Regions from separate parts of the Homo sapiens genome. Here region 1 is linked to region 2. Evidence: chromatin loops called from intact Hi-C (ENCODE). Cell type or tissue: sigmoid colon. All regions are shown on one strand. Links, peaks and the distances in the headings refer to the core of each region. The heading gives the core; the rest is flanking DNA.

Region 1 (6,113 bases), core at 586-5,585, 310 kb after region 2:
CCAGCACTTTGAGAGGCCGAGGCGGGCGGATCACCTGAGGTCAGGAATTCAAGACCAGCCTGACCTAGGTGGAGAAACCCCGTCTCTACTAAAAATACAAAATTAGCCAGGCGTGGTGGTGGGTGCCTGTAATCCCAGCCACTCAGGAGGCTGAGGCAGGAGAATCACTTGAACCCAGGAGGCAGAGGTTACAGTGAGCTGAGATTCCACCAGTGCACTCCATCCTGGGCAACAAGAGCAAAACTCCGTCTCAAAAAAAAAAAAAAAAAAAAAAAAAAAAGAACAAAAAACTTCTGTAATAAATATTTTTTTTCAAAAACACACACGTCAGGTTTCCTGATTTTTGTTTAGGCAACACTGCAAACTCCCCATAGATATTTGTTCCATGAATGAACGGATGCTCCCCTTTCTGGAAGTTCTTCTTGCCCTGCTGAGATTCCTTAGCCTCTAAGGCCTGGTGCAAACATCACCTCATCTGTGCAGCCCTATCCTAGGCTACTCTCTCCTCTTCACTGTCCCGTCACGTTATGATACCATTGCTATTGTATTTATCACATGGATTGTCATTATCAAGTCATCGGCTCGTCACTGATCATCACTGCATTGTCATCATTAAATTCATTAACTATTATCTGTCTGTCTCACCAAAACCTTCTGAATTCTGGGAGAATGAGCACCATTTCTCAGCCACTTTCTGCCGCATTTGCCTAGCACAGTGCCTGATATTACAGACAACTGTGAATAAATGCCTGACTTGAAACTGGCTTAAAAGCAAAACCTAGGGTTTAATTGGGACTTATAATCACTTGGTCCAGTCGGCAGACATGATATGTTTGTAGTAGCAGTGAAATTTAGAATTATAGTGCTGGACCTAGAAGCCTTGCTGATTTAGTTATAGACATTGAAATGATGCTAAAAGTCAATCATCCAAAGGAAAGGAAACAGCGAGTAAGAGAGTCAGTCAGCCAAGCAAATGTCAACTGAAAGAGGAGAGGGGGCTCTCTGAGTTCTGGGAATGGATAACGTCATGAAAAAGCACAAAGAGTAAAGACAGACAGAGCACAGGCTGAGTACATTATCTTTTTAATTGTTTCAGGGAACGCTTCATGCCAGAGTGTTCCAGTAAAATGCATAAACGCCTCTCGAGGGATATGGAGGCTTGACCTGGTCGTTTAGCATTTTAACAGCTCTCACTGTGCCTTCCAGGAAGCGGTGCCTCTGTCTCCGTCTGTGGGTTTGGGGCACTCAGATTTCATGACCATGAGCTCCTCAGAGCCTCCGTGCAGACACCAGCCTGCTGTGAGAGAGACTCAAACAGGTTCCTTCTCATATGACAGGTAGAGAAACTGAAACCCAGAAGTTCAGAGTTCCAGGAAATCTCCTGCAGCTGACCCCAAGTACCTGTGGTGAAGGCTCTTGGCTCACAGGGACAGGCAAAGGAAGACAAAGAAAGACTAGCCTGAGACCAGCATGCATGTTCGCAACTAAGCCCATCAGTCAGCTCCTTGCTCAGTGCTTTCTCCTTCCTACCAAAGAGCGGGAAAGCTCACCTCCACAGCAGGTCCAGCTCACCTCCACAGCAGGTCCAGCTCACCTGAGGTGGAGACAAGGGACCCAGGCAGGACTTGGGCACCCACAGTGGCTACTAGGGTGAAGAATGAGAGGGGTGAAGAAGAGGAAGAAAAGAGGGAGGAAGGGGGGTGTCTGCTAGCAATGTGACCTTGCATCTGGCCAGGTAGGACTGTGCTAGACCCTAAGGAGGAAGGAGAGAAGGCAGCCTGTGTAGCCCCAGCTGTGGGCAAAGCACAGGGTACCTCAACACCTTTCCACCCTCCACTGCTCTCCTTACCCCCAAATCTCAGTCGCCATGTTTCTAGACTCTGATTGAGGGTAGTTATCTTTACTTCAGCTTACTTTATGTTAAGATGAAATATTTGATATACACAATGGAATATTATTCAGCCATTAAAAAGAACAGAATCCTGTCATTTGCAGCAACATGAATGGAACTGAAGGTCATTATTTAAGTGAAATAAGCCAGGAACAGAAAGACAAATATCACATGTTTCTCTCTCTTATGTGAAATCTAAAAAAGTGAACTTCATGGAGATTAAGAGTAGAATGGTGGTTACCAGAAGCTGGGAAGGGAAGAAGGGAGGGGAGGATGAAGAGAACTTGGTTAACAGGTAAAAACACACAGTTAAATAGAGGGAATGAGTTCTAGTATTCAATAGTACAGTAGGGAAATTATAGTTTACCATGATTTATGGTATATTTCAAAATAGCTAAAAGAGAATTATAATGTTTCCAACACAAAGAAAAGATAAATGTTTGAAGTGATGGATATCTCAGTCACCCTGATTTCATCATTACACGTTGTATACATGTATCAAAATATCACATGCTTCCCCTCAAATATGTACAACTATGATAGGTTAATTTTTAAAAATATAAAAAATGTATATTAACTATTGGAGGAGGCCCTAAGGTCTGCCTCTCTCAGCTCATAAAAGGGAGTGAGCATCCTGGGGGCGGTGGCTGGGAACCGCATCAAGGAGGAGGCAGGAGAAAGCTGCTTTCTTCCAGGCATAAAGGACCTTGCGTTTTCCTGTGTCAAAACACTGCTCTGCTTTTGGAAAGGAACCAAGTTCTGAAGACCTCTGTACCTGAGGACAAGTTGTGAAAGAAAAGGCAAGCCATGGATGGTTAAGGTGCTGTGTGTTAAACTGCCATCTCCTAACACCAGGTCCAGCAGCCGCAGCCAGACCGCCAGGAGGAAGGGTGTCCTCTGTGAGGGCCTGGATGGTCCCCCATGCTGCCAGGACCACACTTTGGGTCGCTGTGCCCTGCTAAGTAGGTCTATGCAAAACTATCCCCAAAGTCCAAAGAAGCTGAAAAGTTGAAAACAGAGGCTGACAAATCTAGTTTCTCAGAAAGAAACACTTAATAGGGACTTTACGAACAGAGGCCACATCTCAGGCAGCCACAAGACAAGATGGTGGATCCCTGCTCAGTTACCCCTACGACCCAGGGCTATGTACCATATAGAATTTGTCTAAGGGCAGGATGTATGGGAAATGTGTGTTTACAATAACATCAAGGTTGTTTTGACATAAGGGCAGGAGTTAAGGTAAGTACATGAAAGTAAAAATCTCAGAGGCCTTCCCTGAACTGGGGTTAATCAGGAGTCAACATGGCGGATGAGCATCCAAGATGGAGCTGCTTTTGTCTCCATGAGGCTGTGCCTGGCACCTGCTGAGGCCTTAACACAGATTTGTGGAGAACAAGGCAGAACTAGAGAGTGAAAGGTGGTGCAAGATAAAAATACACATCGCTTCTCCTCCCCAGAAAGCAGTTGCTTCATCTCCTTAATTCCTCCCAAGAGAGCATAAATTAGCTTGTAGTTTTAATCGCCTTGTATTCACTGTAACTCAGCAATAGAAAGCTCTGTTTGGTGGGAGCAGGGAAGCAAGGTCTCCATCCTTATCGGAGAGTGGCCTAGTTTCAAAAACAGGGGATCCCACAAGATCTTGGCACACACGGACGTGCAAAAAACACAGTTCAAAGTGTTCTTTGCTGTGTGGATGCGAGGGTTAGAGACAAAGCGAGGCTGCTTTGGCTGCCGCAGTGATGATAACCCCATGTACCAAAGTCTCCAGCTCTGATAGAGGAAGAAAGCTTCAAAGCTGTTTCTTGACAAGATTCTCTTGGCAAGATTCTCTTGGCAAGAAACAGAGCTGTGTTTCTCAATCGACTTTAATTCCTCTGAGCAGGCGAAGCCTGACCCTTGGTTTGCTAGTTCCATGTCAGATAGGAAGTGCTTATTCCACTTCAAAGCCAGAGGCACAAAATCCTATCTGGGGGAATAAACTGGTCAAGTGGCTCACTGCTGTGCCCTGAGGGCAGCTGCCTTGGCCTCAGCCCAAGGCCCAAAGGCTGGTAGGGGGTTGTGAGAGTGTGTGATAGCTTTTTTCCCCTCCAAATATTAAGGTTCATCCTTCATCAGAAGACATAATGTTTATTCATATAACTAAACAAAATATCACATTTTGAGAATGATTCCCAAGTTGGTATAAGGAAACTAATGTTCTTTGTTCAATCAAATCTGAAGTTTTCCTTTATTGTACATGAAACAATGAGTTCGAGGCTCCATTAATGTCTAAGGGCCATTGGCTTACTCCATCCAGCCCAGTCCATTACACTGAGTTCTGGTTGAATGCTTTTCTCTGAATTTGACACAATCTCAAATGGAGCTCTAGGCGGCTATTTACGCACCAGGATGCAGTCCCCCACCAGACATTATTAACTGCCAGTGCCTGGATCTTCCCACTTCCCAGCCTCCAGAACAGTGAGCAATAAATGTTTCTTATTTAAGCCACCCATTTTATGTTAGTTTGTTATAGCAGCCTGAGCTGACTAAGACAAGACATAATAATAGTATCTACATATAGAGTTATGGAGACAGTTAAATAGATTAATATTGTACACATAACTCAAGTGACACTGAGTCTTCTCCTTTCAACTAGTCTGAGCAGGTTATCACAAAGAACACACACACACAAGATAAAGGAGAAAAGGAGGCTACTTCCTTAAAATCTTCTTTAACCTAAATTTCCTCTCTCTTCAACAACTGCCCCATCTCTTTCCACAGCCCTCTTTGCCAACCTCCCCTTTTGCCACCAGTGAAAAATAGACTAAAGAGGTACAGGAGTTGATGTGGGCTGACTGCAACCTGTTAATCCAGAAGAAGTGGTTTGTTGGGATGGACTGAGGTGTGGAAGGTATAGATAAAAAGAAGTGGACCAATTTTAAAGATATAAAGGATGTAAAACTGATTAAACTGGTGACTGGGAATGGGGTCAAATATACGGTCAATCTTCCTTATTTGTGGATTCCATATTTGCAAATTTACCTACTCACTACAATTTGTTTGTAACCCTAAAATTAATACTCATGGTGCTTTCATGGTCATTTGCAGAAATGCACAGAGCCCTGAAAAATTTGAGTTGCTCAATGCACACATTCCTAGCTGAGGTGGAACAAGGTGGCACCCTGCCTGCTTGTTTCAGCTGTCACACTGCATCAAGTATCCTTTTCAAGGTCTATTTAGTTACACAATACATCTTTTGCCTTTTTGTGCTTTTTATTGGTGATTTTGCTGTTTTAAATGGCCTCTCAGAACAGAGCTGAAATGCTGCCTTTTGTTCAGAGCTGCAGAAAGGCTATGATTTCTCTATGAAGAAAATACCAGTGTTAAGCTTTGTTCAGGTGTTGATTATAGTGCAGTGAGTTCAGTGTTAATGAATCAACAATGTGTATTGAATAAGGTATCTTTAGACAGAAACAAATACACAGCAAGGTTATGTATTGATCAGTTGATAAAATTGTGATTAGTTGCACACAGGAACTTAACCCTTTATTTCCTCTAGGAGCAATGGTTTGGTATTCACTAATTCAGTGTTCATGGTGACTTTATAGAACATAACTACTGTGAATAAGGTGAATCAACATAACTTCCAACCAGTGTTCTGGCTTGAACAACTGGGTGGATATGGGTGTCATTTGCTGAGCCAGGGCTCACTAGGGGAGGACAAAGTTATTATGCAGGAAGACATGATAAAATCCTGGAATTTTCCCTGGGACTCCTGGACTTTATTTCGGTATCATAAACACCTTTGTAGCTGGAAAAGTCCCATCTTCTTCTGTGATGTTACCTGGATGATGTAAATCAAGAGCTACATTCAAGATACAGTTGCCCCCCCACTCAACTAATTTATGGAGAATACATTCCAAGACCCCAAGTGAATGCCCAAAACCTCGGATAGTACCAAACCCTATATACTACATATATATGATAAAATTTAATTTATAAATTAGGCACTGTAAGAGATTGGCAACAAGAAGAAGAGGAACAATTATGACAATACACTGTAACAAAAGTTGTGTGAATGTGTTCTCTCTCTCTCTTTCGAAATATCTCATTATATTTTGCTCGTCTATTTTTGGACCAAGGTTGACCATGGGTTACAGAAACCATGTATATTAGTCCATTCTCACACTGCTATAAAGAAATACCAGAGACAGGGTAGTTTATAAAGAAAAGAGGTTTAATT
Region 2 (6,113 bases), core at 655-5,654:
TCTGGGTCCCCAGGAAGTCTCCACCTCTCCTCCTGGTTCTGACCAGAGGCCACTGAGCAGAGCAGGAAGATGATCTTCTCAGGACAGCCCTGTGGCTCTCTCCAATCCCTCCTGAACCTCTCCCCCGGACCTGGCACCTGATGCCACAGGCTCAGCCACCTGTGGGCTGCACTGTGCAATCTAACAGTGCTGAGCAGAAGAGACACCTGAGCTTGAAGTTGAGAGGGTCCGAGTTTAAACCCCCAACTCTGCCAGTTTCACCTGCAACCTGGGGACTGAAACCTCCTCACAAACTTCTCAAGAGGACACAGTTAAAAGGCATGTGAATGCAGTTTGTGAAGGATGAACTATTTCACAATCAGATCATAAGACACCTTTCTGACAGTGTACTTCAAATTACTTCCTGAGTGTTCCTTTTGTCTCTGCGATTTTGTTAAGTTGTAAAATTCATATTAATTTAATTGAAATTTAATATTTAAAAATAAGTTTGGCTGGGCACAGTGGCTCACATCTGTAATCCCAGCACTTTGGCAGGTCAAGGCAGGCAGATCACCTGAGGTCAGGAGTTCAAGACCAGCCTGCCCAACATGGCGAAACCCTGTCTCTACTAAAAATATAAAAAATTAGCCGGGCATGGTGGCAGCTGCTGGTAATCCCAGCTACTCGGGAGGCTGAGGCACGAGAATCGCTTGAACCTGGGAGGTGGAGCTTGCAGTGAGCCAAGATCACACCACTGCACTCCAGCCTGGGTGATTAGAGCAAAAGTCTGTCTCAAAAAAAAAAAAGTTTTCTGCTTCTTGTGTGTGCATGGAAGCTGTTGTCCTGGCCCCAGGGCGGGGGCTGGCGCACCTGGCTCCTTTCCCAGGCTGGCCTCCTCTCTCAGTCACTGCTCCCTGGGTCTCCTTGACAAGTCACGTGGCTGACGCTCTTGGTCAGCTCCCCGGAGCCGTCCCCACCCATTTCCCCACTTGCTCATTTCTCACGACAGAGGCTGAGACAGCACCTCGCCTTGCCACTGAGGATGGCACATGAAATGCAAGGCCAGTGTGCCGGGCAGTGAGGAGGACATCGGGACCCCTCTCGGCCTCCTGTCCATTCCACCTTGGAGCCTGGGGAGGAAGGATGGGAAACTGCAGAGGTGCCCACGTCACAGTTACCCAGCCAGGCCTGGGATCTTGCCAGGGATTTTAATTAAGTAAACGATGAATGTTTTCATGGCTTAAACCATGTGGGCCAAAACCAGCCTGGTTTTGCGAATTGTGTTTTATTGGCACACAGCTAGCCTTGTGCTTACATTTCACCAGTGGTGTTTTTGAGCTTCAGGGACAGGCATGAGTTGTTGTGACAGAGGCTGTGTGGCCCACAAAGCCTCAAATATTTATGTTCTAGCCCTTTGCAGAAAAAGCTTGCCATCTCCTGATTTAAATCATCGGCTAGTTGGTTTTTTGGTGACTATCAGCCAAATGCATCCTAACTGGTCCCATAACAGAAAAAGCAACCCCCAAGAGCTCAGCCAAGGAGGTGAAAATACCATCTCCAAGAACATGTGGCGAGAGAGCTTGCGCGCTGGTTGGCTTCGAGGCTCCACCATATTGTTGAGCCCCATCTTCATCCTGCATCTTTGTCATAGGCCCACTGCATGGTCGTAGGGTAAATGCCACAGTGTCAGGACCCCTTATTCTACAAGAACGTTCAGTAGAAGAAGGCGATGATTTCCTGCCAAGCATTTTTTTTTCTTTTTAAATTTAGACCAAAGAGATCTTCCTCAGATGCCTCTTGGGAGACTTCTCCCTTTCCTGTCACAGCCAACAGAGCTGGGCCACATTTCTACCCTTAAACCAGCTGCGGGCACATACAGGTCACTGGCCAGAGGGGTGGCTTCACCATAATTGCCTTGGATGAATTCAGATCCACAATTATGCATTTTACTCTTTTCCTCATGGAGAACTCTTTTATATAGAACTTACAGCCCCAGCCAGTCTAGCAACAAGGAGCAGCCTATCCACATACCATATTCTAAGTATTGACCTGGCACTAGGCTCTGTGCTGGTGACCAAGGAGTTGGAGTCCAGCTGAGTGACAGGGATGCACCCCAGAAGCCGTGGTCCTGACCACCCAGATAAGGACTGGGGATGGTTGGGGATGGGGATACAGAATCCTGGGAGGCATTATGTCTACTGCCATCTTTTTTTTTTTTTTTTTTTTTTTTTTTATCACAAAAGCCACCAAGGTGAGGATGTGGAAGAAATATCTGGGGAAGTCGGGCAAGGAGAAGGCTTCCAGTAATACCTGCAACATCAAACCCCGCCCCTCCCACCAGGCCACTGTGTGTCCTGCCTCAGTAGGAACAATAGCTGACATCCACACGGCATTTGTCATGTGTCAATGCTTTCTCAGTTCTTTGCATGTATTAGCTCATTTAATCCCCCCAATGACCCCAGATGCCAGGCATTATTACCATTCTATTTCACAGAAGAGAAACTGAGGCACAGAGAGTTTAAGTACCTCACTGAAGGACCCCACTGTTCACACTTGGGTGCCACACGTTGGCCCGGGGTCTGGTTGCAGAGGCTGTGTGTGTTCCAGTGTGATACGCGGCCTCTGCTGAGGGATGATGGACTTGAGCGCGTGCCCACAGGAATGCGGCCTGAACGCACTGCTCAGTATCCAACAACGTTACTCGTCTCCATAACACATCATTACGGATCCTGGCCGCACACACTGAGTTAGACCAAGAGCTGGGTGCGAAGCCAAAAACGTCTTCAGTCTACAGACGTGCCTTTTGTGTCTTTAATAAATCTGAGAGAAGGTTGGAATAAGAATTCAGTTCAGCAAAAGTTTATACAACATTTTCTATGTGCCAGGGCCTTCTGTTATGAGCCGAGGTTTCAAAATAAATAAGACACCATTCTGGTCCTGAGTGACCCCTCGGAGTAGTGGGGGAGTCAGACAAGCAGCAGATAACAGCAGTGAAGCAGCGGGTGCTGTGACTCGGTGATGCACCCCAGGGGCTCCAGTAGATGGGGAGGCTTCCTAGAGAGACAACGTTGATTCTGTGCCTTAAACCATGAGTGGGAATCCCATCCCCGAGAAACCTGGAAACTCCTCCAGTTTCTTCTTGCCATGCTCTCAGTCATAGGGATACTATCACCGTCATTTCTGTGTATATGGCCATATGGCTTTGCTGAGCTTTCCCATATGCAGTTCTGATTAAAGGGCATGGATCCTGCGTGGAAAGCAGCATCCTGTTATAGTGATAGACAAGGGCTCCAAGTGACTGCCCAAAAGCATGTGGTTGGTGCTCCAGTCTAAATAGACTCAGAAATCCCTGCTTTTTTTGTTTTGAGATGGAGTCTAGCTCTGTTGCCCAGGCTAGGCTAGAGTGCAGTGGCGTGATCTTGGCTCACTGCAACCTCTGCCTCGCAGGTTCAATCGATTCTCCTGCCTCAGCCTCCCGAGTAGCTGGGATTACAGGCACCCGCCACCACACCCAGCTAATTTTTGTATTTTTAGTAGAGACGAGGTTTCACTGTGCCAGGCTGGTCTCGAATTCCTGGCCTCAGGAGATCGGCCTGCCTCAGCCTCCCAAAGTGCTGAGATTACAACCGTGAGCCACCGCGCCCAGCCTATCCCTGCCTTTCAAACAAATCCTGTTGCACCACCAATGTGATGCATCTTTGCACCCCACCCCTGAGTCCCCAGCAGGGCCCCATTTATCTGCAAAACATTGACTAAGCCCCTGCTGTAAGCATGGCACTGTGTTAGGGACTGGGGATACTGTGGTCTCCCAGACAGGAAAGATTCCTGTGTGCTTCCAGGGAGGGATCAGATTTCAGGGAGCGGGATGGGGTGGAGCGGGGAGGGGGGAGCTCGGTTTGGAGGGAGGCTGGGGCAGCTCCCACTTGAGGAGTTATGGTGATCCACAGTGCCACTGACATCTGTGCACATCCAATAAAGGTGTATCAGATGGATAAATGAGCCACAATACACAGTTGGCAAAGCACTGATGAGCTAAGCCAAGTAGAATAAATACAAGGTCATTTGTCACATTCCATAGATAAAGCAGCTGTGCATCATTTCTTGCATTGAATGAGAGGAGGAAGGCGGCTTACCTTCTCTGATCTGCTTTATGTTCCCTGAAGATGAGATGGAGAATGGGTCTTTTGGGGGGACACACTCATATTGCTATGGGTCAGGTATAGGACATACAGAGATAAATTATAAGTAATCTCTTCCCTTGAGGGGCTCAGGGTCTGGTGCTGGGCGGATGAGAAAGGAATACCCACTGACATCTTCAGTGAATGTGCATTGCCTGCCTGTGGCCCCTCGGGTGCCCTAGCAGCCCAGGTACAGAGTCCCCGTCCTTATGGAGCATGCTTTCCAGGCACTAAGTAGTGGTATGGACCTTGGCCAAGCTGCCCTCACCCCTCGCCTGGATTTACTGCCTCATCTGTCACCCGGCACCGTCTGCAATTGTTCATCATAGTGTCTGTGGTGTTTCCTGTTTCTTGTCTCAACTGTACCAGGATGTAACATCCTGAGAGCATGCATCCCATCTTTCCTGTTATCATTGCATCTGAAAGTGACTGAAATGTAGCAAGAGTGCAATAAATACTTTTTAATAAGCAAATAAGTAAGAGCAAATGTAAAATTACAGCTGGTGATGAACACAATGAAGGAAATAAGCAGGATCATTGGAAGGCAAAATGGGAGGGGAGCCAGTCGGGGAAGTCTACTTGAAGGAGGTGGCATCTGAGTCAGTCCCAGAAGGACAAAGAAGAGATAAATGGCTTGAAATCTGAGGGTGATGAGCACGAAAGTGATCCAGGCAGAAAAACAACTCGATCACCTTCCTAAAGGAAGTTTCTCACCGTCAGAGGAGTGTGAAGGAGGGAATCATTTACTCTGTAGAATAGAAAGAAGGGAGGTCCCTCTCAAAGATGGCACTGGAGCTGGTCCCTGAAGGAAACATAAGATATGGCTAGAGAGGAAGGAAAAGGCATTCCTGGTGGGAGGAATGGCAGAAGCAAAGGCCTGGAGTTCTGAGTAAGAATGCCGTGTTCTAACAGCACACAGCCTGCCTGCACGATGTGGAGGGGCTGTAGAGAGTGAGTAGGAGGGATTCTCCAAAAGGTTTAACTTCTAAGTTAGATTCCTCTGCACAGGTCTGGTGGGAAGAGTTGGTGGTGACAGGCCCTCATGAGCTTTCATCTTTCTGACTCTCTGTGCCCATCACTTCCATGGATGGTTGAGCTTTGGCTGTGTCCCTGAGCTTCTGCATCCTCATCTGTAAAGCGAGGGGGATGCCAGATGGTTTCTAAGCGTGCATCCAGACCTAACACCTGTGATTCTCTCATGACCTGAGTAATATGGTTGGAAAACCAGTTACCCTAGAAAAATCCCTTAGTCTCCATGAAGCTTGTGCCACTGGATGGTTCTTGAGGGGAACTCAATGTAGGCCCCCTGTCGCAGTGTGCTTGTGATGAAAGCTCTTCCTTCTTCCTGGCTGGTCCTGATGGTGGGTGTTCTGAGACATGGCAGACAGCAAGTGCTGGGCATTCTGAGACATGCTGGGGCCTGGGGCTCTTGCCAGGCCCAGGTTTAAGTGACACAATTTCTGATGGCTTCAGAGAGGATATTTGTTAGGCCCTGCCTGCCTAATGGAATACGTCACCATTCTGCAAACAGGATAGCTGGAGCTGAAATATCTTTGGTAAGCAGTGAAAGAGATTACCTGGGTCAAGTTAAGAATAGACTGGTGGAAGGCAAGGAAAGATTGCCCCTTTGAACAATATCACCTTTGTGGGCAGACTAGAGAGCTGGAGAAACTGTATGAATGTTACCCCATGTGACCATGCAGTAAGGCCTAAGAAGTTGTTAGGGTATGTGATTTTCCCAGGTAGAGGGCATGCAATGGTCAAATAGTTTTCCTTGGCTATTCAAAACCCCCAACCAATCAATAAATTTCTGTCTTTTTCCAGGAATGTTGCACATGGTTGTGCAGTGCACAACCTGTATAACCATCCATGGAAACCAGGCTATTCCACAATTAATTTATTCCACAGGGTTTATTTAATTGCTGTGTTGTGCTAGACATGTGCTAGGCCTTGGGG

The links. Peaks named below come from ENCODE experiments on the same cell type or tissue, not always from the same donor. Only the 100,000 strongest peaks of a DNase experiment are listed, where the experiment ranks them.
Region 1: it touches region 2 in a loop (8-fold over the local background); 2 of 110 quality-filtered maps call a loop at or near these places.

What each region holds. Positions count from the first base shown.
Region 1 is chr1:228,800,227-228,806,339 of GRCh38, reverse strand. No RefSeq gene overlaps it. Among named protein-coding and RNA genes, the nearest start is that of RHOU, 68 kb to the right of the region's middle. In sigmoid colon, for the core only: no CTCF peak of the experiment used is centred there; a DNase peak (open chromatin) is centred at 3,699; H3K27ac peaks cover 1,295 bases.
Region 2 is chr1:229,112,897-229,119,009 of GRCh38, reverse strand. The region is part of intron 2 of LINC02815 (long intergenic non-protein coding RNA 2815); the gene reads left to right. Among named protein-coding and RNA genes, the nearest start is that of LINC02815, 39 kb to the left of the region's middle. RefSeq lists enhancers at 2,103-2,602, 2,603-3,104. In sigmoid colon, for the core only: no CTCF peak of the experiment used is centred there; DNase peaks (open chromatin) are centred at 879, 1,139, 2,689, 4,419 and 2 weaker places.